Regions from separate parts of the Homo sapiens genome. Here region 1 is linked to region 2. A link is a loop called in an ENCODE intact Hi-C map of the cell type or tissue named here. Cell type or tissue: adrenal gland. All regions are shown on one strand. Each heading gives the region's core, and the rest is flanking DNA. Links, peaks and the distances in the headings are about the cores only.

Region 1 (16,123 bases), core at 5,558-10,557, 78 kb before region 2:
CTTGTTTATCTGCTCTAATTTAAGAGTGGGGCATTAAAAAGCTGAGTGTGATTTCTGGGTACACGAAAGGGGTTCATCCACTGTTAGAATAATGGATTAGGCCATTTCCTTGGGGAGCCACAATGCCAGCTTCTTTGGTCTTTTATTCCTCTTAGACTAGTCAGATACCACAGAGAAAATTCCAGTTGCTGCTTAGAGATAAACATCTGGCTGCTATTGTGTGGGAGACAAGTCCGAAAGAGAAAGCAGGGAGTCTTCAATTAAATACATGAACCTATGTCTTAACCCCACTGTTTGCACACTGTCCTGAGTCCAGAGACACTCAGTTTCACACTACCCAAAGGATAATTGTCTAGCTCAGGAGAGGGATGGTACCATTTCCTAGAGTGAATCTAGGATAAAATTGCTATTTCAACAGACTTTTCATCCAACTTATTTTTAGCCCATCGATTTCATTTTCAGAGATACCTGGTGCCATCAGTTCTTAAACCTGCATGGCACTGGGTTCTGTGATAATCTGGGTTTTCCCCCTTGCTGGCTTGGGATTCAGCTTTCCTGTATCTGATAAGTCAGTTATCTCTATTCCATCTGCTTTCCAGCTCCCAAAATATTGTTGCCAATCTATTCTCCACTATTCTTTTTGGTCTGTGGGTTATTCTTGAAAAAGACTCTTTACAAATCATTTTAGTGGATTTTGAGGAGAGAATAGAATTACACATGTGTATTTAATCTGCTATCTCTAACCATTCTGTCTAAGCTCCTTCATTCTGTGTTTAACATAGTAAAACAGTCAAATATACTTTGGACCAATGATATAATACAGAAACATTCTTTGAAAAGAAATCTTAATCCACTGGAAAACTGACAGTTTCTTTATGGCATTTATTATTACCCACATCTCAATTCTCATTTCTGACTAGTCCATCTCTGCAGAACCGGTCCTGCCCAATGGATTTATAATCTGTACCTTTCAAATACCTATTTGATCATTAATCCACAGTAAGCAATGTGGGTGCAAGGCCAGCCAAGGACCAAGGTGTGTTAATTTCATTTACTGTCTCTTGGGTGGCTAACAACTTTCCATCTCAGGTTATTTATGCAAGTTGAATCATTTTCATATTCATTATTTTAACGGTGAAATGGCAAAGTTTTCTAATTATTAAAAATCCCAAAGTTGAATCAAGCAGTAGCATTCTTTAGTTTTTAAGAACTGTGCACATTGTGGGGAAGCATCACGTGTTTATAAGCATGGCATCTCTGATCACACTACCTAGATTTGAATCTCTGCTTCCCTTTGTTTGACCCCAGAAAATCTGCTTAACCACTCTGTGCCTTAATTTCTCCATCTATAAAATGGAAACAACAATAGTACTTAACCTGTAAGTTTATTGTGAAAATTAAATGAAAGCAAGGTGCGGTGCCTCACACCTGTAATCCCATTACTTTGGGAGGATGAGGTGGGAGGAATGCTTAAGCCCAGGAGTTTGAGACCAGCCTGAGCAACATACTGAGACCCCATCTCTACAAATATATATATTTTTAAAATTAGACAGGCACAGTGGCGTGTATCTGTAGTCCTAGCTACTGAGGAGGCTGAGGTGGAAGAATTGCTATAGCCTAGGAGTTCAAGGCTGCAGTCAGCCATGATCATGCCACTGCACTCCAGCCTGGGCAACAGACTGAGGCCCTGTGTCTAAAAATAAATAAATCAATAAATAAAGAAGAGTGAATGAAATAATATGTGGAGAAAGCAAATTCCCCAGTGACTGGCACAAAGAAAGAGCTCAGTAGATGTTGTCATCTCATATTTTTAAGGACTTAGGAATAACATCAATAAATATGTATTAAGTGGCTTAAGGAGACCAGAGACACTCCCTCCTTGTCCACTGTGATAGAAGAGAAGTAGCAGTGTCGTCTGAGAGTTCAACTGTAAATTCAGCACCTAGCAGGTTTGAGCAGAAATACAGAAAGTCAGGTTGAAGGAGGTATTAGGTCAGAGAGCTCTAATGCAGTGTAAGTGATGGAATCTGGACATTGGATAGGTGAACATCATCCAGAAGGGGCATGTCCTATCATTGTAATAAAAAAGGACACTGCCAGTTTCTGAACTATAGTGACACCACCAAGGCAACGGGACTGTGCTGGTCAGAAGAGGCTGTGCCCTATGATAACAAATCTCTACCTCTCAGTAGCTTACAGAAAAAGCTTTATTTCTTGATTCCATCAGGTCTGATGCAGATCGGTGGTCTTTCTCTATCTTGTTTCTCTGCCATCTGCAACATCCTGCCTCCAAAGGCACCATAGGAGAGAAAGAGAGACAGAAGAACTAGGACTTGTATCCTGTCCATTTACATCCCATTTGCCAGGACTCAGCCTCACGGCCCCAACCCAGGAATGAGGGGACTGGGAAATACCATATCCTCTCTGCCCAGGAAGAGCAGACAGGTTGGTGAGGGCAGAGACCATTGCAGGCCACTCGCTTTGTGGAGTTCTATCTGGACGCCCAGCTGCTTTCTCCAGGGAACACCTTTCTGTATCTTCATTGAGTGCTCACGGTTGTGCATGACGGGCTGTGTTTGCTCACGTCCCACGAAGTGTATGGGTGGCAAAGTCTTGAAATCTGTGTGCTTAGCTCTCTTAGGCTTCAAAATAGTGAGAATCTAGGCAGGTAATGTGTTAGGAGCTCCACCCCAGTGCTGAATGGGGTCTGGAATCTGTTGACTAAAATCTAGTCTTCAAAATGAGCCCCACTTAATTGTAACCTTTGCCCATCTTCCCATCAGCCTGCCATTGAAATCTTAGCATACGTTGTGTGGCTGAACTTAGAGTCTAACTGGCCACAGTTGAGGGAGTAAAAACTACTACAGAATACTATATCTTTATTATAATTACCTATCAGATCAAATGTAATAAGAGCAATATTACAGTATAGTTTACAAAGTACTTTTACCTGTGTTGCCTTATTTTATCTTTGAAATAATCCTGAGAAATAGCATAATTATCATAATTTTATATAATAGAAAATCAAGGCTCAGAGAACTGAAGCATCACATTTAAGATCAAAACTTGTGTTAATTTCACCTTTTTCTTTGTCTTTTAGGTAAATGTCGGATACTCAGTCCTGCTTAGTTCCATGTTATGGGGGAGAACAAGGTCTTAGAACTTGAATAACATATAATCTATTTGGATAAAAAGGCATACTACATATCATAAAACAATCTATGAAGATTATGAGAGAATATATTATTAGGGACTAATTTAGCTCTTCTAGTCCAAAGGAACAATGTCACATAATGAAGACTTAACTTTTTATATGGCTTCCAAGCCTCCTACAGTGTCATGTCTCCATGCCCTTACTCAGGCTGTTCCTTTTGCCCAGAAGGACTTTCTCTTAGTTCTCAGACCAACCTTGGCTCCTCCCCAAAACTTTCTCCAACTCCCCAGGCAGAATTAGCCAGCGTTCTTCAAGGCGTTCTGCATGTGACTCTCCTGTACTGAAGCATGAATCATATGCTAAGGATGCTGATTTTGGGTGGAAGTGGGAGAGGCGAAGGGGATCTATGGTATCTTTTTCTCTTTCCAGATGGAGCTTCCTGAGGGTAGGAATTAAGCCTTATTCTACTGTATCTCCAGTGTCTAGTGCAGTTCCTAATATGAGTTAAATATTCATGGAATAAAATAATAAATGAAGAGAGAGCACAGCTTCCTAAGATGCCCAACATAGTCCCCGGGATATTTTTTCCAAGCTTGAATCCAAGCCGAAGAAAATGGATGGAAGAGAGGAAAGGGGCTGCACCAGTGGATGCTGAGGAATTGCTGGGCTTCAAACTCCTGCCATCAGAAGAGGAAGCTCCTGAAAATAGTGGCCTCTCTGTCCTTCCATTTCCCTCCCCACCTTACCTGGCTTTGTTTGCCATTTTCAACCAGTGCTGTGATTTTCCTCCAAAGCACTGTCCTTGGCATCATTACCTATCAGCTTCTCTCTGTGCATAAAGGCCCATGAGAGTATGGAGAAATAAAGGGCACATGTATTAGGATTGCTTCTGGGTGCTTCTCATCTCCAGCCCGTCCTCAACCCTGGGGTGAGGAAGGTAGGACCAGGGTCTCTAGGGTTTCTCAACCCTGTAGGTTTATTCTTTGCCTAGGCACTAGGTGAATCTGAATCCATGTTCAAAAGTAGGACACATGAGGCGAAAGGGTTGATCAAACATAAAAACCCCCAGGTTTTTTTTCCCACGGTTTGACCTTAAGGAAGTCAACTAATCCAACTGTGTTTCAGTTTGACTCCTCTATAAAAACGAGTCTAATGATGCTTCACCCAACTTGTGGAGGAGTGGCCAGGTTTAATTAACCAATGCTCATTTCTCTCAGCACTTTGGATGTCCTCCATGGGCACAAAATTATGTTATTACTTGGAATAATAATAATAGTTTCCCCTAATAATTCTGTGTTATTATTGCATTTAAGGAACTGTATTAGAGGCCTTCTGGAACTAGTTTAATACCTATAAATGTCTCTCCCTGGCAAAACAAGGGAGCATTGCCTGGTGATTATGGTTTGTCTTACATTTCAAAACTAGTCCGTTTAAACCCTCAGCAGAGTCCTTAAAACAGCGCCTGGCCAAGGGGGACCTCTTTCAATCTCAATTTGCTGGACCACTGACAGCACTGAACTTGAACAAAGTGGCTTGTTTTCACAGCCGAGGACTTGGCAACTCTAAGGGCCCAACTTACAAACGTGGAAAGATAGGCACAGAGAAAAGATAAGCAGACCCAGCTTCCCCCACTGCAGCCAGAGCCAGGTGCTGAAATCACAGATCTGACCACCATTGCCCACCCTCCCTGCCCCGCCACCACTTACTTCCACCGGCTCCCCTTGGCTCTTCATTAGAGTCCAGTCAACACCCCCCGAGGTGTGCAGAGCCCTCCAGCTCATCTTTAGATGCCCCCTCCCTTGCACTCTGTTCCTCCATTCTGATCTTTTAAAAAAAATTTTATATTTCATTGACAATAATAGTATATATTTACACTATTTATATACTATAAACTATATAAACTATATTTATACTATTTATATACTATAGTGTATATATTTATAAACTATAGTGTATATATACTATAAATAGTGTATATATACTATAAATAGTATATGTATTTATTTACTATAAATAGTATATATATACTATAAACAGTATAAGTATTTATATACTATATATAGTATATATACTATAAAAACTATATGTATTTATATACTATAAACAGTATATGTATACTGTAAACAGTATATGTATTTATATACTGTAAACAGTATATGTATTTATATACTGTAAACAGTATATGTATTTATATACTGTAAACAGTATATGTATTTATATACTGTAAACAGTATATGTATTTATATACTGTAAACAGTATATGTATTTATATACTGTAAACAGTATATGTATTTATATACTGTAAACAGTATATGTATTTATATACTGTAAACAGTATATGTATTTATATACTGTAAACAGTATATGTATTTATATACTGTAAACAGTATATGTATTTATATACTGTAAACAGTATATGTATTTATATACTGTAAACAGTATATGTATTTATATACTGTAAACAGTATATGTATTTATATACTGTAAACAGTATATGTATTTATATACTGTAAACAGTATATGTATTTATATACTGTAAACAGTATATGTATTTATATACTGTAAACAGTATATGTATTTATATACTGTAAACAGTATATGTATTTATATACTGTAAACAGTATATGTATTTATATACTGTAAACAGTATATATTTTATATGTTAAATGATGAGTTAAAGGGTGCAGCACACCAACATGGCACATGTATACATATGTAACAAACCTGCACGTTGTGCACATGTACCCTAAAACTTAAAGTATAATAAAAAAAATAAAATAAAATAAAATAAAGTGTAGTGTTGAAGTCTCCAGCTATCTTCTTGCATTTGGAAGCTCTGTTATTAGGTGCTATATGTTTATAATTGTTATGTTTTTCTAATGGGTTAACATTTTTATTGTTTTAAAATGTCTCCTTTTATATGTAGTCACATTTTCTGTTTTAAATGATACTTTTTTCTGTTAGTAGTGTATGCATTCTAGCTTTGTTATGATTGCCATTTGCAAAATATATTATTTTCTACCCTTAAAAAAGTTTTATATTTCATTGACAAATAATAATAGTATATATTTATGGTGTACAATGTGGTGGTTATGATACACGTATGCATTGTGAAATGAACATATCATCACCTCACAGACTTATCATTTCTTTGCAGTGAGAACATTTAAAATCTAATTTTTTAGCAATTTTGAAGTACAGGCAAATGTCGGAGAGATTGTGGGTTCGGTCTCTAGACCACGGCAATAAAGCAAATATCGCCATCAAGTCACACAATTTTTTTGGTTTCTCAGTGCATCGAAAAGTTATGTTTAGACTATACTGCATTCTATTAAGTGTGCAATAGCATTATGTCTAAAATACTTTATTGCTAAAAAGCTGACACAGAAACATGAAGTGAGCACATGCTTTTGGAAAAATGGTGCTGACAGACTTCATCGAGGCAGGCTTGCAACAAACCTTCAATGTGTAAAAATATGCAGTATCTGTAAAGCGGTGCAATAAGATGATGTATGTCTGTATATAATACATTACTATTAACTATAGTCCCCAGGCTGTGCACCTGTGCAATACAACACCAGAACTTATTCCTCCTGTCTCCATCCTGGGCTTTTGTTTCTTCAGTAACACCAGGTCCAATCTCTCCTTGGCGCCCTGACACACCTTGCTCCTAGCCTGGCCAGCCCTTTCTCCCGTGTCTTTACCTCTAGTTCCCAGGTACACGTTACTGCCTTCCCATGTGTGGGCTGAGGCCCCTCTAGGGTGCACCCAAAACACCCTGTGTTTGTCCCCTGTGCCAAATCACTTGGCAGAGAGAATCATACCTACCTGCTTACTTCCAGGTTTGCTCATATACTCTGTGCAGGCATGAAGTATGTCAGTCTTGGGCCCTGGGTCTGCACACAGTAGGTGCTTCATCAATATTCACTGAATGAATACAAGGATACAGTTTTCTTTTCTCTCTTATATACTATTTTCTTTTACTCAATGCCCTGATTTTAATGCTAATCCTTCCCTACCCTCTTTTATGCCAGTCACAGGTGAGTAATACGGATGAAGAAATGAAAAAGAAAAGGAAGTAGATTCTTTGAAAGGAGAGAGAGAAATACTGTGAGTGAGAGGGATTAGGAACAAGGCAAAGTGAGAGAGAAAGAGGGATATTTGGATGGGGAGAGACTAAAATGAAATCAAGGAACAAGTACAGGATTCTATTTAGGTTGGTGCAAAAGTTATTGCAGTTTTTGCTATTACCTTTAATGGCAAAAACTGCAATTACTTTTGTGCCAACCTAATAATAATATGTTAAAATGCAAAAAATAAAATCATCCTTAAATTTTATTTTTCAGGAATTTTCCACATAAGAGAAGTGAAGAGGGAAGGAGAAACCCGTTAGAATTATTTACATATATGATTTCCTTTTATTCCTCATACCTTATTAGACAGGAATTCAAGCTACATTTAACAGAGGAAGACAAAGAAGCTCAGAGAGGTGGAGTACCTTGCACAAAGTCACACAGCAAAGTGGCAAAGCCCAATGCAGAACCAGCATGTGTTTGAATCCCACCTTGCCCATTTATAACCAGGATGAAGTGTTCTTCCTTTGGGACTCTAGAGCCTTCAAAGGTCCCTTCTCTTTGGGATGCAGAAGAGAAAGGCAGTAATTAATAACTAAGAAGAAAAAGAAACTTAGCACACAGCTAAATGCTGCACTTTGAAGAGTGGATTCTTGCTTTTGCATGAAAGATTAAAAAACAAGGATTTCTATCTTTCATCAGTAGGACAATGAATTGAACTGATTTTCTTTGGCTCTTGGTTTGTCTTTCCTATGATTAGGTACATGTTTCTGAGCCCTGTGTACATAAGCCCAGCACGAAACTTGCTATTTCCTTGTCACAGCAATATTTTCCACGATGGTTTGGGGCAGGCAGAGAGAATAGTGCTGCTGGACTTTTGCAAAACCAGCCAAAGGAAGGCCAAGAGGCATGTTGAAGAACAAACTCTACACCACTGTTTGCCTATCTTAAAGCCTCCCTGACGATAATGAATAGATTCCAGCAGCCCAGACCATTACTGACAGCTAAATAACTTGGTCTCACTCTCTGGTTTTCTACATCTAAATATCCCCTCCCTCTGGGGCATGAGATTAAAAACAAAAATCTCGAGCAGAGCAAGCAACAGTCTTGTCTTTGATTTATGCTATTACTGGAACTGTAGTCCTTGAAAGAAATTCCTTCACCACCATAATGAGGATGAAGATTCCGTTAACTAATAAATGCTTCAGGAGTATGCTCTGATGCTGTTGAACTTTTCATGAAACCATGATGTACAAGAAAAGAAGAAAGATTTTTAAATAACACTATACAGACACACATCCGCTATGGAATTAGTCAAGGCTTCGAAACACCATGTGTAAGAGAACCAGGTTGACAATCAGTGATAATACATCTCTCCTGAAAATACTAGGTAACTTAGCCTTTTCTTCATTCCTGGGCCTGCCTTTGTAAAGGGAAGGGAGAGAACTAAAAACCTATCAGTGATTCAATCAGAAAATGCAAATGAGGTCAAGTTTCTTACAGGCTTCTGTGAGATTTCTCTAGAGACATTTCCACAGCATCTCTGCTGCTGGCGCCCTTCGGAGGCTGGGGCTCGTCTGTTGGGTGGGAGGAATGCAGTACGAGCTTCCTCCTTTTTCCTCGGACCTGAGTGGATGGTTGAATTCCAGTAAGGGGCTCCCTAGTGCTTTGGGAATATCACTCCTGGACTGAAGTCAAACCCAGACACACACACACACACACACACACACACACACACACACACACACACACGGGTTGCTTTTTCATGGGTGGAACTCATGGCCGGCCCCTCTGCCCTGTCTCAGAGTGAGGACCCTGCATCCCAATCAGGCAAGAGGGAGGCTCCTTAAGTGAATCCCTGTGTTCTGAACCGATCCTGCCTGCTTCCCTGCCTGCTTCCAGGGCCAGCATCTCCACCCCTGCAGATGCCCCAGGGCAGTCTGGAAGGAGCTGTCTCTCACACAACCACGCCTCTCCCTAACATCCCAAACTAAAAGTGTTCATGCGTGTGCACGCGGTCCTCCCCTGGGCCACAGAAGTTTGAAAAGCCTTCCCTGCTATCTTTGATTGGGAAACTAGTCGATTGGGACAGGCTGACGAGTGAGGCTGCAAGTCAGGACGCTGCACTCCACCTCCCATCACGTGAGGGTGGTTCAGGGAATTTACAGGGTTTCTCTTTGTTCAGCACAGGTTCTAGCACGTGTTTTGAAAGTTGCCTATTTTTTTTAACCCAAAGGTAGGTAAACACCACCAATCAAAGCTCTAAGCCAGTTCCCTTAAGTTTTAAGATTGGACAGTATCAGGTGTTGTCTTTCAAGGGGTTGAAAGGAAGGAAGAGACAGGAAAATCCCCCTCACCCTAGCTTTAAGGGTGTTGGAGGTCTTGAAGAAACGGACAGACCCTTGATTAAACCTTCTATATTTTTATGTAAAACATAGGAAAAGGGCTGGTGAAAATGAGGCCTGCATTGCGTGAAGAAGGTTTAAGATTTGAGGGAAAAAAGGCGCATTCTCTTTTCTGTAAAATTTTTAAACATTTTAAAGCTAAATGCTACCCTCTTGGCCTATAGCTTTCACACTGGGAGTAAAGGCAGAGGGGTGGGGGTGGAGGTGGCAGGTGAATGGGTCCTTCAGGAAACTTTGAGGAAAACAACACAGGTTTCCCCTAAACCGTAAAAACGGCAGATCTGGAGGTCCCAACTTCTAATTTTCAATCCGTCGGCTTAGTCTTGGTTTTTCATTACTGAGGTTCCCTTGACTATATAGTATCTCACAATGTCTCTCAAAGTGCAGTCACAGACTACAGATGAGAGAACTATGAGTGAAGCTGCTTAAAATGCAGATTCCAAAGTCCTTCCCTGAAGGATTCTGGTTGTGGTACAGGGATCTGTAAATGGGGTGGTTGATCTCTAACCCCCACCCCCCACCCCAGCTCTGCAATTCTATGCTTCTAGACTCTCTGGAAGGGAACACCACCAGGAACTGTGGCTGTCCCACTGCCAGAGGATACCTCACCTATGCCAGGTGTCACCAATTACCTATTTCCAGCTGTAGGGCCTAGGACCTTGGCCAACATTGGCTCCTTCCACCAGGTAACAGGGCCAGTTAGGCTGTACAAGGGATCCATCTTCCACTGGAGATGCCTCCAGTGCCTCCAGGTTCACTGATCATTGGCTGCAGTGTGTGCTCTACTTAGCCAACTCCCCCTTGCCATAGCCTCTTTCCGTCTCCCTGCTGTGTGCTGTTCCCTTTCAGTGCTGACTCTTGTCCCCTTGGCTGTTTGGATCCGGGGCTTCTAGCCCCTACGCTCTGCACTGGGTCCGCTCCATCTGCTGCCCGTGTCCTGGCGCCTGTGGTCCCCTTAAGTCCTCCAGAAGGTAGGGCTCGCATTAAGAGCCTGCTCCTTCTTCCTTTCACCACCCAAAGTGGCTCAAAGGCTTCCACGTGACTAGTAACTCACCACTTTTATCCCCTATCTCTCCTCTGTATTCCTCAAAGGCTGGGAACACACTTTTGTCATTTCACATCATATTCTAGTGATTTGTATCTCTTTCTCCTCCCTGCCTAGGTTGTAAGCTCTATGATGCCAAGGACTGTGTCTTACTCATCTTTGCATCCGTAGCAACTAGTGTGGGGCCTGATGGTACTGATAAAAACATTTACTGAGTGCTTACTATGTGGCAGGCATTGCACTAGGTGCAAGATACTCCTTTGTGCAATACTTGCTATGCTACTCTATCCTCACAATCACTCTACAAGAGCCCCAGTTTTATTAATCCCATGTGAATAAGTGAGAGCAATGAGGCCAAAGGGTTTAGGTAATTCGATCAAAGTCACACAGCTAGCATGTGGTCAGCTGAGGATTGGAATCCAGGCAGTCTGACTCCTGAGCCTCATACTAAAAACTCAAAGTTTGCTGAATAAATAAAGGAAATCTGAATAAAGCAATGAGTAGCAGTATTCACAGAAGCACGGAATTTTAGAACTAAAAAAAATATATACACTGTGTAGTCCAAACCCTGATTGTATTGCTAGAGAAACTGAGGGTGAGAGCAATGAAACAAGGTTTGGTGGTAAATGGTAAAACTCTTATTTTATCAAAGGGAAAATTGGGGTTCAATTTCACTCTTACTTCCACAACTGAAATTGCCAGAATTTGATCGTTTAAAAGAAGCATAGTTATCTCCTAGTTCAAGAGCCTCATTTTGCAAAGGAAGAAGTTGTAGCCCAAGGAGTGCTATGACTTGCCAAGGTCTCTACTTCACCAGAGCAGAACTGGAAATGAACCTGGCTCTCCTAACTCCAGCTACACTAACACAGACCCATGAGCCAGCCCATTCCCCACCACTCTCCCATCCCAGCTTCCCAGGTCAGGTACAGACAGTCCAACCGTCCATGATTTAACCTCAGTGGAAACGCTCCACACTGGAGCTCAAATGCAAGGCAAGCAGGTCCATCCAGATCCAGTTCTTTCATATGACAGGTGGGTAGAGTTACAGGCTCACATTGCAACTGGGGATTTGTGAGATCCACCTCAGAAGAAGGCAATGCTCCCCACAACGAGGCTGACTGTTGAGTGTGTGAATCAGCATCTGGGTGGTGAAGCACCCCAGGATGTATACACTAGCCAGTGCTCAGCAATCAGCACCACGCTTTCTGGCACCACCTAGCATGCGCATTAGCTGCCTTTAAAAATGCTGATGCCCAGGGTCAGGCCCGGACAAATGCTAACAGAATCTCTGGGAGTGGGGCCAGGCATCAGTATTTCGTTTAAAGGCACCACCCCCTGGCTCCAGGTGATTCTAATATATGCTAAGCTAATTCATAAGGCAAGTGAAATGTCTTCCATCCAAATTAGCAGTGTCACCTGGAAACGTGTTAGAATCCAAATTCTACATTAGGTACCCTTCATTATTTTCTTTCTTTCTTTCCCATCTTTCCTTCCTTTCTTCTTTTCTTCCATCCTTTCTTCCCTCCCCTTTCCTTCCTTCCTTCCCTCTCTTTCTCTCTCCCTCCCCTCCCCTCCCTCCCTTCCTTCCTTCCTTCTTTCCTTCCTTCATTCTTCTCTTTCTCTCTCTCTCTCTCTCTCTTTCTTTTTTTCTCCCTTCCTTTCTTTCATTTTCTCCCTTCCTTTCCTCCTCTTCCTTCCTTCCTCCCTTCCTTTCTGAGACAGGGTTTCAAACTGTCACCAAGGCTGGAGTGCAATGGTGCAGTCATAGCTCACTGCAATCTCAAACTCCTGGGCTCAGGCAATCCTCCTACCTCAGCCACCTGAAGTGCTAGGAGTACAGGTGTAAGCCACCACAGGCTTTCCCTGTTATTTTCTCTCATAGCACTCTATTGTTAGTTTTCATAACACTTAGCAGGATGTGAAATTATACACTTGTTTATTTTATATCCTTTGCCTCCTCCCAACCTCAGATGGTAGGCTTCATGGATAGAGGCCACACATGTTGTGTTACTCAGCACACCTCATGCCTGGCACACAGTGGGCACTCAATACACATAATCAACAAATGGATGGATAGACATTAGGTGCATATAGGCAAGACAGATGTCTGAATTTTTCATTTTTTGGAATTCATTGCTGTAGCCTTATAGAGACAGAACACAAGCATATGTAATAGGCACTTTATCTTCCCCAGAAATAAGGAAGTTTAGCTTACTGGAGTAGGTAACTAGGAATTTTTTTTAGACAAGTTACCAGAAAAAAGAAAACACCAAAAATAAATAAATAAAAACAGCAGGTGCTGATAAGAAATTAAAAAAAAAAATCAATGTAACAACTTTGGCCATAAGTGTGGCTTCGCCTAAAATCCTACTGCTTCTTTAGGTCAAGTCCCTAAATATTTATTAAATACATCTTGGGGGTGGCCAGCATATTAATACATTTTTTTTGGAGAAATAATAAAGTTTAAAACATGGTTTATGGCCTTCAAGTTTGTTGGGAAAGTGGAGCTTATTGAAGTAGAATTATAAGAAGGATAACATAAGTTAATAAGTAGTGAAGTGTTATTCCCAACACACAGGCCGGTGGAATGCATGCATATATGTGAGCTGGCAGATCCCCTTTCCTAATTTAGGTTCAGGGGAGTTCCAAGGAAGAGATCTGCATGAGGAGAGCACACTATGGGCTGCCATAATCAGGAGGATCTTTGTGAATGAGGAAGAGGTTTGGGACTTGCAAACATTCTTGATTCAACCAGGCTCTTGGAAGTTAATGTAGTCAACATTTTCCCCTAGTCCTTGTGTGGAGAAGAGGTCTAATCTATGAAGTCAAAACAAACTTTGTTCTTGGATATGATTTGGGGGTTCAAATGAGGAGACACAATTATCTCTTTGAGCTTTAAATATCGTTTTGCTGACAGAAGACAACTGGCTCTTTTCATAGACATCTTCCCTTATTAAAAAAAAAAAAACTCCTAAAGTGCCAGGAACTGGGGTGTTACATTCAGTAATAAAATCCATGTTTCAAAACTTGGTGTGCTCATGGCCATATGCTGTAGTGATTAAATCAGACTAGCTGGATTCAAATCTCATCTTCTGCCATTTAACAGCTGTGCGACTATGGACAAATTATATAACCTTCCTTTGTCTCAGTTTCCCCATCTATAAAATGGGGCTAATAATAATTCCTCACTCGTACGATTGTTGCTGTGAAGATTAAGTGAGGTGATTTTTGTAAAGTTTCATAAGAAATGCTATAGAAGAGTTAGCTCTCATTGGAAACCAAACCTAATCTCAACTCACACCCATGCAATCTCCCATTAAGATCTATTTACTTATCCAAAAGACCACCTAAAATGAACTGCAAATCTGCTAGAGGACAGAATAACAGCTGGCCAAGGACAAAATAACCTAATGGTTGTGGAAAAGGTCACAGCAGTGACTTCATAATGGAATATAAAATATCATAAAGACAGTCCAAATGGGCTAACGTAGGACTGTATGGCTAGGAACTTCTAGAGCTGCCTACTGCTGATACCTGGGACTTACCTCAAGTGATGAGAGCATTGTTGGTAGGAGAAAAGTATAGGGTTCATCCTAATTTGAATCAGTTGCTATCTTTCCTGTGCCGTGGCATCAGAGGTATCTGTTGTCAACCAGGGCACCTTCTAAATTCTTGTGCCACTGTTACCGAGCAGAACCAGAAGAAAGTGTAGTGGAGATGGCTGGCCACAATCCATCACTGCTTCTAGAACCACACCTCAGAGCACATGCTAAGTACTTCTATGTTCACACCACCCAAGCACAGAGAAGGCATTAATGCAATTATCATACAGGAAAGTCAGGTTTGATAGGCAGAGCAGTAGAAATGATGTAGTGATTCTGTGGAAGTCACTGTGACATTAATAACTATATTCACTATTCATCAGAGACCAGAATTTGAACTATGGCAAAGCTATCTTAGAGTCTCATTCAGGAGGTTGGTTTGAATCACTGAAGTTCCATAGAGGGTTTGATTCAAGATGGCCTCATTTATAAGTCCCAAGGTCAAGAACCAGAGGCATTATAGTGAAATCCTAGCATATACACAGTCAGCACCAAGTAGGCCTGCTTCCCCATCTTCCGTCTCCATCCTTCACGTGCTGTGATGCCACCTTCCCCTTCACACAAAGCATGGCCCCGAAGAACAGCGAACTGGTACCCCAGCAGCCTGACTCTCCCAGAACCTCCTCTTCTGTGACATACAGGAATTGGGTTAGCTAATTTCTAACATCTTTCCACTTCTAACATTTGAATCTAAGATTGTCTTTAGTAGGTATAGTTTAGATGTACCTTGTCTGATTATTGGGCAGAACAAGCAGCGGCCATCCAGAATAACATGAAGAGTATCCTTACTGAAAAACTCTCTCCCCTTCTTCCTATCACAGTTCCTGAAATTCTAGCATTATAAATATATTCCTTTGGGCTTCAAAGCCCTTTTAAATTCTTAAAAGGCTTTAAATTCTATGAAAAGGCAGGTAACTCTGAAAACAATTTAAGCCTTCACTAGTTCTCACCTTAGGCAGGGCCAATTGGTCAGACCGCTTTCCAAATATGAGGAAGCCACAGGCCCTATGGGAAAGGAACACTGGATGGGGATGGAGTGGATCCCAGTCTACCCAACAGTAGGAACTATGTCTCATTCATGGCCATAAATCATGTCCTAGTACTGGCACATGCTTGGCACTTTTTACATTTTCTTTTCTTTTAGAAGGAAGGAAAGAAAAAAGGAAAAAAGAAGAAAGGCAGGATTAATGAATGAACAAACCAGAAATTACTACTGAGAGTATTTTCCACACCTGACCTGGTCAGCATATCCCCAAGGGCACCTTTTCAACTTGGGTCCCGGGTGCTAAAAACAACCCCTGTTCTCAAGGGGCAATTTCCAGCCTGGCTGCTGACTTCCCTTAGCTCAGAGAGGGCCCTTGCTATCACTGAGGACTATTCAGGGACTGAGGCAGCCCAGGCCATTGCAATGCTGAGTCCTGCACCAGTTCTAGGCGCTACACTTTTTTTAAGCACTTGATTTAAATGAAGAAAGAAATTGGCTTATATTTTTAGCAGCTCCTGCTACTAAAACTCATTTGACAAAAGTGCCAAAGGGACAGTTAAGTCTGAGTATGATTTTTTTTTTTTCCCATGGAGGAGGAGGAGGGTATAATTTATCTGAAAATGACTGGTACTTTCCTGGCCTGGGGACATTATTCTACCTGCTCTCTCTCTCTCTCTCTCTCTCTCCCTCTCTCTCTCTCTCTCTCTCTCTTTTTTTTTTAAAGACACACCTGTTCTTTTCCTTCCCATCAAATTCCAAGCTTAAGATATTTACTGTCTTCAGGTTTAGTTCCTAAACCCTAAGACAATCTCAGAAAGGGAAAGGTATATAATTGGAGTCTGGAAACTCCATAACTTTC
Region 2 (16,123 bases), core at 7,186-12,185:
TCTTTTAACAGAGATGTAAAGCATATGAGATTTGCAACCTTTCGTGGCCTGAAGGGATCCAGTTATTTGGCCAGTTGTGAAGACATACTCTTGTTCCTACTCGCACTGTCATGCTGTCATGGGGGGTGCATGCCTGTTTCATGATAAAAGGAAGCTAAACGGGGTTTTTACAGGAATTTCAGAAGTCTCAGAATTATTGAAGACTCATACCAGGATGAAACCCAAGTTCTTCAAACCAAAGTGAAGCAAATGTGACATATTATAGACAAGAGCAGAGGAGCAGGAAAAAAGAGAAAGAAATGACAAAGAAGCAGGCGGACAAAATGAATAGAAAAAATGGCATCTTTTCATGCATGTTGGATGTAACTCCTGGGACATCAATTTCTTTCTATGTGGTTATACGTTTGTGGTTATCTGGCATTTGGACGGGCAGAATGGAGGGAAGGGGTTTTTAAAAATAACACACTCTCTTTGGCACAGGACAGTACTAGCATGAAAGGTTGGTTGTTTCAAAGGACTAATCCAGGCTGTGGGGCTGTCCTGCAAACACTGAATCATGACCTTGCCGGCACCTTGCTGCGGGCATCAGCAGGAGAAGATGTGGAGGTTCCAGCAATGGTATTTTGTTCCACGTAAGACCAACCACATTCCCTCACATCTTACTTCACATAGTCTAGCACTCCGTGTAGTCCAATATGGGCATCTAAGAAGCAGCAGGCTAATAAGAGCCCAAAATGAAGAAAATCTAAAAATTAGCCCGACTTAGCCAATAAAAAGTAGCTCCAGCTAACCCAGCCAGACCTTTAGGAAAGAGCCCAGGAATGTCTCTCTCCATCCTTGCCCTGCTCCTCAACCTCCCCTTTGTTCACCAGGCTCCCAACTTCTCTTCTTGCCTCATACATACCCGGCCACGGATGCTGTCTCATCGGCTGGATGCACAACACTTCAATGGAGCAAGGGCTTTCTGTTGTTGTTGTACCTGCCCTCTTGCTCCATCAACTCCAGGTGAGTATTTCAGGGTCCCAGCTGGGCGGTCCCAAACCTGTCAGGTCTGACCACCCCACCTCAGGGGACACTGGCCTGACCTGAAGCAAGGGCAGCAGGCCGGTGGGCCTGGTCACCAGTCCCTGGAGAAGGTGTTTCTACCACGTTCTTTCAGTGTGGTGAAAAGGACATGTGTGACTGCTAAGGAAGAGTTACACGGGGCGAAAAGGGAGAGGAAGATTACGTGTGCACATGCACACACACACACACGCACATATACACATGCAAACACACACATGCACACACACTCACACTGGCAGTCTTCTCAGGGAAAGCAGCTGATGATTATGTTTCCGCAACTGAATAAAATCAAACCCAAACCACAAGGTAACAGCAGCCGTCTGGCCCGCCCTACACATGGCATTTCTGGGCACAGTGTGGCCGATTATATCCTTCACCCCACGGCTCTTTCAGCCCTGCTGTTTCTGGCTCTCCTCAAGATTCTCTTTCCCTTTAAGACATCAGGCGGGTGCTTGTCAATTAGAGTGAGCCACAGAGAAAAGCTGTCTGTGCTCCGGGAGAGGTGAACCTGCTTCTTGATGAGCCCTTCCTGAGCCAGCAGCAGGCCTCCTGCCCAGAGAGGATGGGGCAGAGAGATCTGACCAGGGGATGGGCAGAGGGAGCCTCACACATTCCTGCTCCGAGGAGTGGGAGGGTGGGTGGGGGCAGAGTAGGAGCCTTCACCACAGAAAAACAATGCGTCTTCAATTGTACAGAAAGCCACTGGGATCAGAAGCTGCTCACGCTGTTTAAGAGATGCTTAAGGAAAATGGGGCCACCTCAGAGGCACCTCTCCTGACCCTTCTCTGCCACCCCTAGCCCCGTGCTCAGGGTCAGAGTTGCCTCCCATGTCGCACACTTATGCTGTGTTTACCCCACCATTATCCTGGCTGCAGCTGACTACTTCCCACTTGAACTCCTCGAGGCAGGAACTAGATTCTCCGGTGCTGTGCTTCCAGCACCACGCCCAGCACAGAGAGGGGGTTCACTCAGTGCTTGTGCAGGGACTGACATCTAGGCAAGCTTCCTTTTGCAGAAGAGGAAACTGGTGCTTAGAGAGAAAGACAGGGAAGGGAGTGGGGCGGGGGGGGGGGGAAGGAAATCCCCCCTTCTGGAATACCAGGGAGCATGTTAGGCATCTGGCACTCATTTGTTCATTTTCCTCTCAGAACCCTGGTGAATTAGGCTTCACTGCCTTGCAGACTTCCTAGTGAGTGCTGGGACATCCATTTATTTGGGAGAGAACAAAATGCACAGTTGTACGAAGGCAAAGGCTGAACAGTTGGGGAGAGCGACAGTTGGAGAGAAGAGCATCAGAGGCCTCGTGGTAAACCCAAATGAGAGCTGCGCTGTGCGGGAGGATGCCTGGGAGGCACCAACGCCCCTGGAACTTAGATCTGGACGGCCTTGCAGGCAAAGATACACAATCCCCCAAGTTAAAATGTTGAAGGGCAACAGACCAAAACCAGAACAACACAGTTTCCACCTCCTCCCCTTCACCTTTGCCCATTAGCAGAGTTAAATTTATACCAGAGTTAAATTTCTATGTATGAACTCACACACAGAAACCAATATACACTACTACTGGAAACGTAAATCACGACAACTCTTTTGGATGGCAACGGACGTAAAAATAACTTAAAAATATAAAATTACTTGTGACACACAAAGAATAAGAGATTATTAAACAGCATCAAGTAATTTACCAACTTTGAAAATAGAGGAAAATGTATCATACATGTATTCATGTACTCTGGAAGGTTCCCTACTGAAGGCAGGCCCTATTGGGATTCTCGGAGTCTATCTTTCCATAGTAAGTCCCTGAGAGGTCAGTCTTATTTTCCAACTGTCTGTGCTATGCACATACGCATCCCTGCATTATATCAGTACTTGTTTAAAGTCACCTGATGTTAGAGCTGAAGGCACTTTCACGTTCATTTATTCTAACCCCCTTATTTTACATGTGGGAAAATTGAGAGCTCAATGAGTTTTCTCAAAGTTAATAGTGGAGGTGGGCCTGGAATACTGCATATTTCTAAAATGTCCCATTTAATGCCACTCTTTAACTACAGACCACACCAACTCCCCTCAGAAGAATGCAGAGTACACAAATTTTAAATAAGGAAGAAATTGCATGCTTGCCATCAAGAGGTGTACCGCTTGTCCACACCATCTCCGCTTTTCTCTTGCCCTGGAGGCCCCAGCAGCAGAATTGTGAGCACATAAGCCATGGAGGATGACGCTGCAGAGGAGAACATGTGTTCCTGTGGTCAGGGCATCAGCCACCATCGCCCTGCTCGGGGCCCCTTCACAGGGACCAGAGAGAGCAGTGGTGATAAGGTGTGGCCGAGGGCTGTTCTTTTTGAGCCATTTTAGTGATGCTGGGATGTTATGCAAGGAAATCTTTGGCATTGCAGTAATCCTGGATTATAAATAATTTAGCATATTTCTTTGTAAACTACAGGCCAGAATCCTTGCAAATAAGAAAGGATTAACTTTTTTAGAAGTACTTGCTCTTGAGACTTTAAGTTCAAGGCAGAACAATGCTTGCCGTGGTAATTCCATCTATTTTAAGATCACAAAACCATACCAAGTTGAAACCAGAGCAGAAGATATTAATGCAGTGCTCTCTCTGAAGTGCCCAATAGTGGGACGAGAAAGCTTTCAAAGGGAATTAAGTAGACAGAGAAAGCTCCCTGTTCATGTCCAAATCACAAGGAGGCGGTTGAATAGGATTCACAGTTCTCCGTGGGAAGGACCCACACCACAGCTAATGTTCAAAACAGGGGGGAGATGTCTCGGGAAGATCAAGGACCCAGAATTCTGCTGTTAGAATCAGCTGCCTGCCCATTAGAGCCTCAAAAGGACCCTCTACCATGTGTGAGCCAATATGATCCTGCAAATGAGCCCATTTTTCTTTTTGTAACTGGCCCAAACTTTATCTGAAGGAAGCTATCATTATGTAATATTTCCAAAGCACCCTTGATGTAAACTTCAGATCTGATATGTGGGTGTATGTATGTGCACGTGTGTGTGCACATTGTGTGTGTGCATGTGTGCAGTGGGAGAGGGTGAAAGGACAGTGAAGAGTCAGATGTACATACAAAGTAGAAAAACTGATGGGCAGCTGCTCTGAATATGCAGGAACAGAGAAGCATCCAGGGAGACCCTCAGGTCAAGGCTCAGCACCTGGTACATCACACAGACAACAGACATGAGAGGAACAATATTAGCTCCAGAGAAAGTCAGAGCCAGGAACAGTAGAAAAGTCAAACGGGCAGCAAGAGGCGGAGACTCAGAAACCATCAGCCAGTAAGTAGGTGGCAAGGCAGGAGCATGAAGGACTAGGACAGTCAGTGAACTGCACCTCCAAAGCCTGTCCTCCAGTGCCCACTCTGCTCTGGCCTCTGCCTGTCTTTCCAGCCTCATTTCCTGCTATTCTGCACGTGACTCCTTTACTCCACCAAATTATAAATGCAGCCTACTCTGCATGCTGTTTTCTAGCTTCTTGCCTTTGGTTTTTCTGTTCTTTGTGCTAAGAAAATCCTTTCTCCCTTCTCCTAAAAATGTATCTCATTTTCCAAGATTTAGCTTTATGGTCACCACCTCCTGGATGCCTTCGTGGCTTCCCAAACCTTCAGGGTGGGTTTAGTACCACTCCTACAAGCTCTGATGATATCCTGCCAATTTCCAAGCTTCCTCCAGAGGAAGATGACAAAGAAGTTTCATCTTTGAAAAAAGCTCTAAAAGAATTATGGCTGTTTGGGGCAGGCGCTGTGTTGAGAATGATTCCGAGGCCTCATCCAGAATCCATTGGAAAGACTGCTGCAGTCAGTTACGGATGCCTGCCATTTAAGGGTGTGGGTTGAAGTTTAGCCATTCCTGATGAGGCCAACATCTTCATTAGGCAGATGAGGAACCTGAGGCTGAAAGATGGGAAATGTCTTGCCCAGTGTTACAAGGCTGGGTAACAGCACACTCAGATGGGAATTCCAGGTCTTGGGATTCCTAAGCAAGTACTCCATTTAAATAAGATTCCCAAAGATTCTAAATCAGGAATATTGAAACTCTTAACATATTTTTAACTTTTTTCCAGGGGAGGAGGGTAATTATATAGTGAAGGAGCCAGTGAAGAAAAACTTGAAGCTTTTGCAATTTTGCTTGGACACCCACTCACCTGAACCCGTGCCTTATAATGTTTTCTCCTGCCCAATCCTCCAAAAGTCCCCGCCTTTATGCTTTTTTTAAGTGAGCACTGTTGGTACCACCAGTGTCTATTACCCAGGTTAAAATGAAGACTTCGAGCTGACTCTCCTGGTATCACGAATATACAATCAAAATGGATGCCTACACCTCTGTGTCAGGGAGGAAAAGTAGAGGAAGTTGAAGCCACATTTTCCAACTTCATCCTTCACTCCTTTCACTCTAGAGGCTGAAACTTTCCTGACAAAGAAATATACTTAGAATGGTTTCATTAGATAAACTCTTTCCCTATCTTACTGTGAAAGAAATTTTCCAGTGAGTTCCAGTTTCAGGAGGTTACAAGGTAAAAGGGAAGGAAAGTTGGCATGCTCCCAGCCTGACAAGAAGTTGTCGCATTACCATCAACGTCACATAAATTTAGCTGGAACATTGTATCGGATTCTATAATGCACTTACGTGAGCGATTAAATGGTGAGAAACACATAACATTTGCCTGCCCACCCCCTCTCCCATTGCCCTCTGCTTCTGTGAGAGTTTGGGATTCCAGATGAATTCTCCCAGCATAGCCTCAGCTTGCAAAGGGTCATCTAACCTTTAAACTTCAGTCCAGCAAAGCAGGCTGAAGAGAATCACCAGGGTGTCTCCTGTTATGTGCTTCAACATCAAATGACCTGCTTCACCAGGTTACCCAAGGACACAGCTTTAACCAAAGACGTGAGAATTCCCAGAACTGGAAGCAAATGCGAGCTGATGATAGGACATTCCCCAAACCCCCTATCCCAGGATGCTCGACAGCAATTAGCAGCCATGTCCTTTGTCTCACCTCTGCTGTGTTTTTAGCAGCTCAGTTTCTTCAGAGGACAAGGCAAGAGGGAATGGGATTAGGCTGGGAGCCCTGGTTTTCTGAGGGAAGAGGGTATTAAACATTTTCACTTGGAGTTTCTCTGAAGGGTTTCTGGACAACCAAACCCCCACTCCGCGCCCCTGCGAAACTCCTCCTGGCACCGCCCCTGACTTTCTATTTTCTTTAGGTGCCCACCTTACCCCTCCACAAGAAATCAAAGCAGCCGATATGCAGTTGAATTTCCAAGTGGATTCCCTTGTATCCGTTTGTCTGGGTGTGTGTGTGCGTTTTTAAAAAATTTTAAATTTTGGATAAGCCCTCTAAGAAAGAGGCTCCTAAGGGAAGCGGGGGCTGAAGGAAGGAAGAAGTGGGTGACAAAGCCTCTAGGGGATCAATAAATTCAGCTGCTCCTGTGTACAAGGGAAAGGGCAGTGCAGGAAGTCAGATGGGAGAAGAAATCCCAGAATCATAAATTTTAAAGCTGAAAGGATCTTTAGAGGTCACCTGGCATAACCTCCTCTATTTTATAAATGAGGAAACTAAAAGTCAGACATGCTAATGGACCTGCCCAAGGTTATGTAACTTGGCGATGAGAAAAGGAGGACCCAAACCCAGACCTCTCAAGTCCCCCGTCTGGGCCCCTTCATCTTCTTCACAGCCCACAGCAGCTGCCACCTCGGCCGAGCAGCCATTTTGATCGCTAAAGTGCCTGCGGGAAGACCCCATGGCCACCCCCAGACACTTCCCATGATGCTCCTCTCCTCAGAAGCCATGTCATGGCTGCCCACTCTCTCCAAAGACTCCCTCCACCAGCCACGCGGCCCGCAGCCAGAGTTCTTCCTGTGAAGAGCCCTCACCGCTTCACTTTTCATGTGAAGCTGGCAAAGCCGCTTCAGCGATCATTTTTTAACACGGCAGCTCCCTGACAAGAGGATTAAAGCAGGCGGCTTTCAAAAAAGTATCAAGAATAATTTAAAATGCAATATGTTAATGCTTGTCCAGAGTTTTGTACACTTTCGTGAAAAGTCATCAATCTCTCCCGCCACACCCTAACGACAATCCTGTAACTGGCACGGTTTTCTGACATTAAGAAAAAAAATTAGTGAACACAGTCATAAATTAGGACCAGAAATCTAACTGCAGATGAGGCTTCCGAAGTCACAAAGCAAAATTGGGCGTGGAGTCACAAACTGAGGATTTTTGAGGGAGTAGGTGGTGGTTATTTTGGAGGATGGTTCCTTTGCAGTCTTCCTGGAGGATGAGCAAGGGGATCAGAAAACTGCCGCTCAAACGCTAGTGTGCATCAGAATCACCTGGAGAGTTTGTGAAAACAGATTGCTGGGCTCCCTCCCTAGACTTTCGGATTCTGCAGGTCTGGGGCAAGGCCTGAGAATATGCATTTCTAGCCCGTTCCCAGGAGCTGATGCTGCTGGCCTGGGGAACCATGCTTTGGGAACCTCTGGGCTGAAAAGACACTTTCAGGCCTCCCCTGGTGTTAGGACTTCATTAAAATATAGAAGCAAGAATGTGAGGTGCAACTTAAACATCCCTGCACAGGCACAGCAGGCAAGGCGGGAAATGAAATCGCACAGACACCAGGGCTCGTTGTCACAGCATCAAGCAGTGCCTTAAACAGGGAGGTAAGCAGTGTCCTCCAGCTGCTACAGTCACCTCTAAAAAGATAATGCCTGTCTGAGCAAAAGCAAACACCAGAAGGCTTAAAAACCTGGGGTCCCCATGCTCATTCCTCAAGCAGTTGAAAATGTCTTTATGTAGAGAAAGTACAGTGTAAATAGAAAGTAGGGCTCGATTTCCACAAGCTCAAGTCAAAGAATCTGCTGAGAAGGCCACATGACACACGAAATGAAATCCAGGTCCTTGATACCCGGAGGCAAGAAAGCGAACGGAAGATCCAAGACAATCCAAAGGTTCCTGAATTTTTACAGTAAACAGTTCTGATCGGATTCACTTGCTATTTTGGAACATACATGAAGTTCATTAACTGGCATATATTAAAAAAGAAAAAAAATTAGAAAAAGAAGGAGCTGGAGGACAAATCAGTAATTGCTCCTTTAGAGCAAACCAAAGTTACTGAGAAAATCTCCTATAAAGGCTCTGTCAAAACAAGTCACTTAAGGATTAGTGAGAGCTAAATCCTCCGTCAGAGAGATTTTTCTCAACAGTCGTAAATGGGTTTTAGTATCGGAAAATCTTAGAAAATATACTTCTCCTGCCTCCACCCCCCTCTCAGAATGGCTCTTTCAATAGCTCGGCATCTTGTGGGAGCAAAGTATTTCCTTAGGCTGAGGCTTTTTATTTAAAAAATAAAATAAAATAAACTCTGTCATTCATGGCAAAGTCAGTGGCTGGAAATAACTCTTTACAGGCATGGAGTGCATGTTTCAGAGGCTTGCCCATACAACGCACATGGTCAAGTACAGCCTCAGCAATTTCCCTCCTAACAATTAGTATAAGCTAGGGCTCTTACTTTGACTTTTTACCTTGTTCCACTTTTGGTCTCATTTTCTTAAGGCTTCACTGCTCAATTTGTTCATTTTGTGAGGCAAGAGCTTAAAGTTCATCCTTAAAAATGCGTAGGTGATTCAGTTTTTTAATTAGAAAAAAGCAAACACTGCTAATCCCAAACCTTTTCAATGGCAGCCTTCTAGGGGCACACATTTTAATTCCATCAGTAAAGGGTCATCTTATTCATTCTCTTATAATCATCGTGGGGGCCCATGCTGTATTTCTGGGCAGTCTCTGGAGTCTATGACACTGGATTACAGAGGTCTGTCTCTGTTCATTAAGTGAGTGTTCAGAGAAGACCCACTCATCCTGTAAGCACTTAGAGACACTCTGGAGTTTGATCCTCATGAGAGGGTGACCTGGCAAGGCCATTTTCCTGTCTGCTTCCCAGATGGTCACACTCTTCTTTGTCTGCCCAAGCCTTTTTTATCTTATCAGTACTCAAAGCTAACGCATCTTAGACATCGTTGGTACCAATCAATGGAAAGCTAACACACTTGCACAACAGTCCATATGCGAATAAGCATTGATTTTACCCCCCTTGGTTATAGACTGCATTTCTAAACTTTCCATTTCCTCCATTAGACCCTTTAAAAACATCCATTTGTCAGACATAAATATTTCTCCTGATACCCACACAGGAAGTCTTAGTTACAGGCCTGGTTTTAGGCATTACTATACTAGGCCATTCCTTAGCATGTGTGACATGAGTGAGTAATCAGAAATCCCAACCCCAAAATATTTCCCTTCCCAATCTACCTTATACCCAAAATTTCACCACTGCAAAATCCTTAAGACACTTTCAAGTCCAGAAATACCCTTTTAATATTAAATTATTCTGAGAGGCAACCCATTAAGCCTGTTTAATTAGCAAGACTCTGGAGAATTTAGCTTTTTTTTTTTTTTTTTTTGGCTGCATAGCCAAGGGAATTTAGGGTTGGAATGACACAGGCCTGAGTGGAAATTCAAGAGCTGTCATTTCCTAGCACCATGAAGTTGGGCAAGTCACTTAACCTCTAAGAGGCTCAGCTCTATCACTTTATCTAAGTGGGGCCTGACACTTGGGTAGTACTCAATAAGAAAATTTCCTTTCTCATGAGGTGGCTGCTCAGGGAGAGATGGTCAGGACAGAATATCTACCCAAGGTTGAGAAGACAGAGGAGAAACCAGGGCACATCCTGGAGAAGGCAGCTTCAGGAGTGGGTCCTGGGGTCTGGGGTGGGGTGGGAGACGTTTTCGATGTTGTTTAATGGGCGGTAGTGGGACCAAGGAGAGTTCCAGTCACTTGGAAAACAGGACTGCAGAGTGGAGGCAAGAGCCATAGAAAAGAGAGAAAGCCCTAGAAGGGGCTAGGAGGGCCATCTTCTGCCACTTCACTCATCTGTGGATCACCAGGTCTACCCACAGTTTTACAAATTTCACTCCAGTTCTGCCCTAACTTATTACATATCAGGGCCTTTCACTCATTATCTCAAAAATGACATATAGAGATCTTTGCCTGTGGGGTTAATGAGTAATCAGGAGGTATCACATTAATCTCCATTTCACTCCAGAATAAGTTAAACAGTTGCCTCAAATCCTTCTCCTGTAGAGGAAGAGGGGTGTAAATACGAGGTAAATATGTAAAGAAAAGCATGAACCAATGACCTCAGTAATGGTTCCAGAGACCAGGACTCCCTATTCTGGGGGTGAGGATAAAAGTTTCCATGTCTGATTTACCCTTGCTCAGGGATGAACCCATGTTTCTGTATTCCACATCCACTGGATAGATGCCCTGCAGCTAAAGACATCTTTTTGAGCCCCCAAATTGAAGCCTTTGGATTTCCCTATGACATGTGAATTGTATTTATGTAGGTATTCTGATGAAATTGCACTTCCCTCAAAAAGATGAAACTTAAATGAAAGAGGATGAACCTGGAACATGTGCAGTGTGAAAATTTACACAGCGAAGGAGCTAAGTCTCAGCCATGATCAGTCTATTTTGAGCTTCCTGTTAAGCACCAAAGTGATGGAATAGGACAAAGAAAAATTGTACCCATAATAAATAGAGGATGACCCCTGTGAAAAGTAAAGATAGAGCCCATATTGGATTAGAAAAAGACTTGATATTTCCCTCCACCTTTACCTCCTTCTAAGTCTATCCAGGAGTAACAAAAATGATGAACATGGGATCTTAAGTAGTCAAAAAACTGTAAGATTAGGAAAGGAAGCTGTAATTGTTTAGAATCTACTATGTGCTAGGGATTTTAGGTGTACTGCCTCATGCAATAGATGAGATGAGAGCACAATGAAGAATACTTTTCTCCACTTTACAGGCCAAAGAAGCAGAGGCTCAGCTTGGCTCAACTGCATATCAGTAAATGACAGGAATAAGATTCAAACTGAGTTCTGATGACTCCAAAGAATGTGTGGGGCAGGGTCAGGATGGTCTTTAGGCTTTGGAGGCCTTCTCTTTACTGGAGGCACAGGCTTTGTTCTAGGTTGTAGGAAGAGAAGTAAATAAACTGGTAAATCTTTCTGTATAATTTTCTCAGGGTTGAAATGGTGGCAGGGGAGCTGGCCCCGGTGGCTCACAAATGCAATCCCAGAAACTCAGAAGGCTAAGGCAGGAAGATCGCTTTGAGAATAGCCTAGGCAACACAGTGAGACATTGTCTCTAAAAATAAATAAATAAATAAATAAATAAATAAATAAATAAATAAATTTAAATTAGTCAGGACTGGTGGTACACACCTATAGTCCCAGCTACCCTGGAGGCTGAGGCGGGAAGATCACTTGAGCCCAGGAGTTTGAGGCTGCAGTGAGCTATGATCATGCCACTGCATCAGCCTGGGTGACAGAGTGATACTCTAACTCTTAAAAAAAAAGAGAGAAATGGAGGCAGGAAAGGCAGAACTCTTCAGAAAACAAGGCAATGCATTCTGGCTTTTTTGGTTTTTGAGAAACATCACATAGGCTGGATGGTGAAGTGCTCTAAGAATATCTATTCAAAATGACTATGAAAAGGTTCTATCTAGCATACAGTTTTCAGGAAGCGGATATGAGGGCACAGGGGATGGGTTTGGGGTCAATGAATGCATGTTCTCAGGCTTACTAATAGATGAGACCATGGTAGATATTCCCTTGAGCTTCCAGAAAGCACCCAGCAAGTTAATGCATTCATGCCACTGTAAACTAGCATTTGAGTAAGGGGTGGTCCAAACACCCTACTTATGGAGGCAAAGAGCAGCAGCTCATCTGCAGACCACTAGGGGTTGTTCGCAATGCAACAGAAACCACGTCTTATCCTTGACAGGGCAGCCAATAGGTAATCATGTTTTACACATGTCATTTTCCAACTTCATCTTCTTTCATCCTTCTGTAGTATCTCCCAGGGAAGATCTCATAGAAGTAACTGCATATACCAGTTTCAAACACCCTCAATATGAAGAGCATGGAACTCTGCATTCAGCTACCTGGGCATGTCAAAAGCACATCATGCAATAAGCCAATGTTTAGTATATGGTCCAACATGGACGTGGTACCTTCACAGCTCTTATCTGATTGAAATGCATAGATGTGGATAGGAAATGACATGCTTACTAATTTTCTGAGAGGAAAAAGGGGAAATCCAGTATAGTGACTGAGTGAAAAGTTAGTAATAAAAGGTAAGTGACCCAGACAGGGAGTTTCCTGAGCAAGCATAACCCAGCAGTTTTTAGCCACACTTCTTTCATGGCTTTCTCTTCAAGTTAGGTTGACAGATATCTGATCCAATGCTTGGCCATCTACTGAAACCACCTCTTACCATTCCACCAGGTAAGGACGTCAGCAAAAAGCCTTTTCACCACAAGTAGCAACCTACTTTCCAAAACAACTCCCCGCACTTCAAACTAAACCAACGACTAAGTAAACCCAGATTAAATAGAGCTTTATCAGGATGGAGTTTGAGTAATCTCTAAATCAACAAATTCCAGGGAATGTGTGTACAGAATATCCATTATACAAATGTCAGACCACAAAGTCAAACTCTTTGTTGAGATGCTGTTAAGGCCTTCCCTAATACAGCCAATATAGCAGAGTGGGAGAAGCAGGGTCATGCTAGCTTCTATTCCAGAGCCTGTTTTTCCTTATGCAAAGGCCAGTAAAGCAAATTTTCTGCAGAATTATTTTAGTTGTTCCTAAAAAGAACAAGATAGCCTTTCCTCATTAGTCTGAATAGACAGCTCCTTTTCTGAGTTGCTTTAATTGCTGTGGGTTAAGCTTCACTATCACACATCCTCACAACCATAATACAACTGGCATCATTTGGCGCTTTTTGACTTGGTTAAGTACAAACTACAAAGTCCAAGATGGGAAAGGTCATTTATTGTCTGCCAGATGGGATGTTTCAAAAGGAAATGATTTAGTCACATCATTAGGAGAAAAGGGAAGAATTAAAATGTATGCTCACATACAGATTTCGGTACGCACACAAAATGATCAGCACAGGAAAACATAAACAGTAGCCCAACAGCACACAAGTTACAGCACACAAGTTACACAGACTTCCTTAAATGGTATCTTCTACATTGATGTTGAAAAATGTGGATTGCTATTTTAATACTGCTGTCATAACAGTCTAGTACAACTGGTAGCATGAGGCTGAATATGCCTCAGAGTCAGATAGAGCTGGGTCCAATACGGGACTCTTCACTTACTACTCATGTGTGTTTGGGGCATATATCTTATTTCCAAAACTGCCTTATAATCTATAAAATGAGGACCATATGGGCTGGGTGCAGTGGCTCACCCCTGTAATCCCAGCACTCTGGGAGGCCGAGGCGGGTGCATCATGAGGTCAAGAAATCGAGACCATCCTGGCCAACACGGTGAAACCCCGTCTCTACTAAAAATACAAAAATTAGCTGGGAGTGGTGGTGTGCGCCTGTAGTCCCAGCTACTCGGGAGGCTGAGGCAGGAGAATTGCTTGAACTAGGGAGGCAGAGGTTGCAGTGAGCTGAGATCGTGCCACTGCACTCCAGCTTGGGTGACAGAGGAAGACTCCATCTCAAAAAAAATAAAAAATAAAAAAAAATAGGACCATATGGCCTTCCTCCTAGGTTTTTGCATAGATATAATAAGGTTACATGTAAAGTATCTGCCCCTGACACATACTACTTCCTGAATATTATTCCTTTCCACCTCTCCTTAGGTGTGTGTGCATGTGTGTGCATATGTGTTTAGTATTGAAATTATGCCTATATGTAGAAGGCACACAATAAATACTTCTTGTCATTTACTCAGTAATGGACATTGATCATTTACCTTTTACACTAAGTGAGAAAGTCTTAAATGATCTTGATTCATGATTTTTTTTTTCTTTTTTTGAAATGGAATCTCACTCTTGTCGCCCAGGATGCAGTGCAGTGGTGCGATCTCAGCTCACTGCAACCACTCCCTCCTGGGTTCAAGCAATTCTCCTGCCTCAACCTCCTGAGTAGCTGGGATTAAAAACACCAGCCACCACACCCAGCTAATTTTTGTACTTTTAGTAGAGATGGGGTTTCGCCATGCTGGCCAGGCCAGTCTCGAACTCCTGACCTCAGGTGATCTGCCCACCTCGGCCTCCCAAAGTGTTGGGATTACAGGTGTGAGCCACCACGCCCGGCGATTCATGATGTTCCTAATGGTTCTGTCCATTTTTACAGCCCATCTCAGCTGAAAGAAATATCTAACAGTTCTGTTTATTTGTAAATTACACCCAAATAACTTAACAAGTATTTATGTCCTAACAACTTGATTTCTGAAAAAAAGAATACACATAAACTAAAAGAAAAATGAGTCCCATTCACTGTTAAATAATCGTAAGTGCTTAATAGTGAGATGCATGAGCCTGTTGGGCACTACGCAACTTCTCAAACTCTGGCATCAGGTTGGATGCCCTCACCCTTGTTTCCTGCTCCACACTGATTTTCACATGGTCCTGTTTTATAATACAGCAACTGACAAGAACTTAGCTTCTCAAAGGTATGACATCACTGAAAGAAAGTTATGCATTCCAGTAGTGAAACTGTGAACTACCTTGAGCTAGTAGTTCACACGGTGCCTGACAGATGTCAAGAATTGCTGTATTTTCCTCAACTATTTAAAATATTTCCTGGCACCCCTTTGAGGCCACTGCAATGTCCAGGGTGCCTCAGCTCACACCTTGGGAACCCGGAGGCTAATTAACCATAGTGAATCAGATTCATTTTCTATGCTACTACTGAAATATGAATTAGACAATATTATAGATAAAGCTGAATAATATGACTTGTTTTAATACAGTTCTAACTCGATTTTCTACTTCAATTCCATTCTTCAGCCATTGATATTTGGCTTTTTAAAAGCTGTCCTTGTAGTGTCATATGGTCACCAGATAAACTCTGCAGTGAAGGCTCTTTAGATTCAAATCTATGTTGAACTATTTCAATTTTATGATTTTTTTTTTTTAAAAAACAGAGAGTAACCCAAAGCTTACCAGGTGATCCTTCTTAGTAAAAGGGATTTGTGGGCTGTGGATCAGCTTCCCACTGATTCATCTGAGATGAAGACAGGACCCTCCATCCTGCAAAAATGGGTTTGAAAAAAGAAAGGAACTCTCCATTTACACGTGAGAATGGCTCAGCCCTAAGAATGCTGCTTGCAGGTTCACTGTTCTGCATTTAGAATCCAGGCCTAGAGAAGCAGCACGGCTTGCCTCTGCTGTGAATCAGACTCTATCTTGTGTTGTTTTAGAGTCATGTCTACATAGCTGAAAGATGATTTGGATCTTTTTCAAGAAGAGAGTGGTAAGGTGAGGTACAGTGAGGCAGAAGACAATGCTGGTCAATGCTTTAAAATCACTCTCTGAGAGGAAAACCCTTGGTTTCTACTCTCTGCTGATTTCTGTGTTAAAAATACTCCCACCGTGGTTGAACGAGGTCACTGAATTCAGAGTTAGGGAAAGAGGCACACAATCAGCTCTCACGAGCTGACTCTAGCCCTTCACTGGGCAGAACGCTTTTCTCCTCTTCTACAGCTGCCCACGGAATGCTCTGAATCTAGGGGCGTACTCCGCTGAAAGGAAGATTTATAAATGCTCACGTTTATTAGCTCCTAATTGAGGATATCTGCCAGACACAATAAATAAAGTTGAAAAACAGAGTGCTTTGGAGAGAAAGTAGGCTAATCCGAAGCTTTTTATTCAGGGGATGAATTCTGGTCTTCCTCTCTGTATATGGGACACTATCTTGACCTTTCTGGCTGAGTCTATTAGCTCAGAGGTGGCACTCCAGTGGTCAAGTCAACTGGCATTCATCAAGCACCAACCACAGGCTTGAAATTTATATTAGTTGTTTTGGAAGGTTCCAGGAGAAGACAATGTAGACTCCTGAGGAGGGGATGATGTAGGTGAGGAGAGAGGCTAATGGCACATGAAGCCTGCAAAACTGGGCTCTAGACTCTTCTCATTGCAGCTTCAGAGTAAATCAAGTAACACTGTCTGTCTTCCCAGAGGTACCCTTG

What was found. Hi-C counts contacts between places; a loop is a spot of excess contacts. Peaks named below come from ENCODE experiments on the same cell type or tissue, not always from the same donor. Only the 100,000 strongest peaks of a DNase experiment are listed, where the experiment ranks them.
Region 1: it touches region 2 in a loop (6-fold over the local background); 2 of 110 quality-filtered maps call a loop at or near these places.

Annotation. Positions count from the first base shown.
Region 1 is chr15:60,810,816-60,826,938 of GRCh38, forward strand. The region is part of intron 1 of RORA (RAR related orphan receptor A); the gene reads right to left. Among named protein-coding and RNA genes, the nearest start is that of RORA-AS4, 55 kb to the left of the region's middle. In adrenal gland, for the core only: no CTCF peak of the experiment used is centred there; no DNase peak of the experiment used is centred there; H3K27ac peaks cover 346 bases.
Region 2 is chr15:60,887,224-60,903,346 of GRCh38, forward strand. All of the region lies in intron 1 of RORA (RAR related orphan receptor A), which reads right to left. Among named protein-coding and RNA genes, the nearest start is that of RORA-AS4, 130 kb to the left of the region's middle. RefSeq lists an enhancer at 12,191-12,430. In adrenal gland, for the core only: no CTCF peak of the experiment used is centred there; no DNase peak of the experiment used is centred there.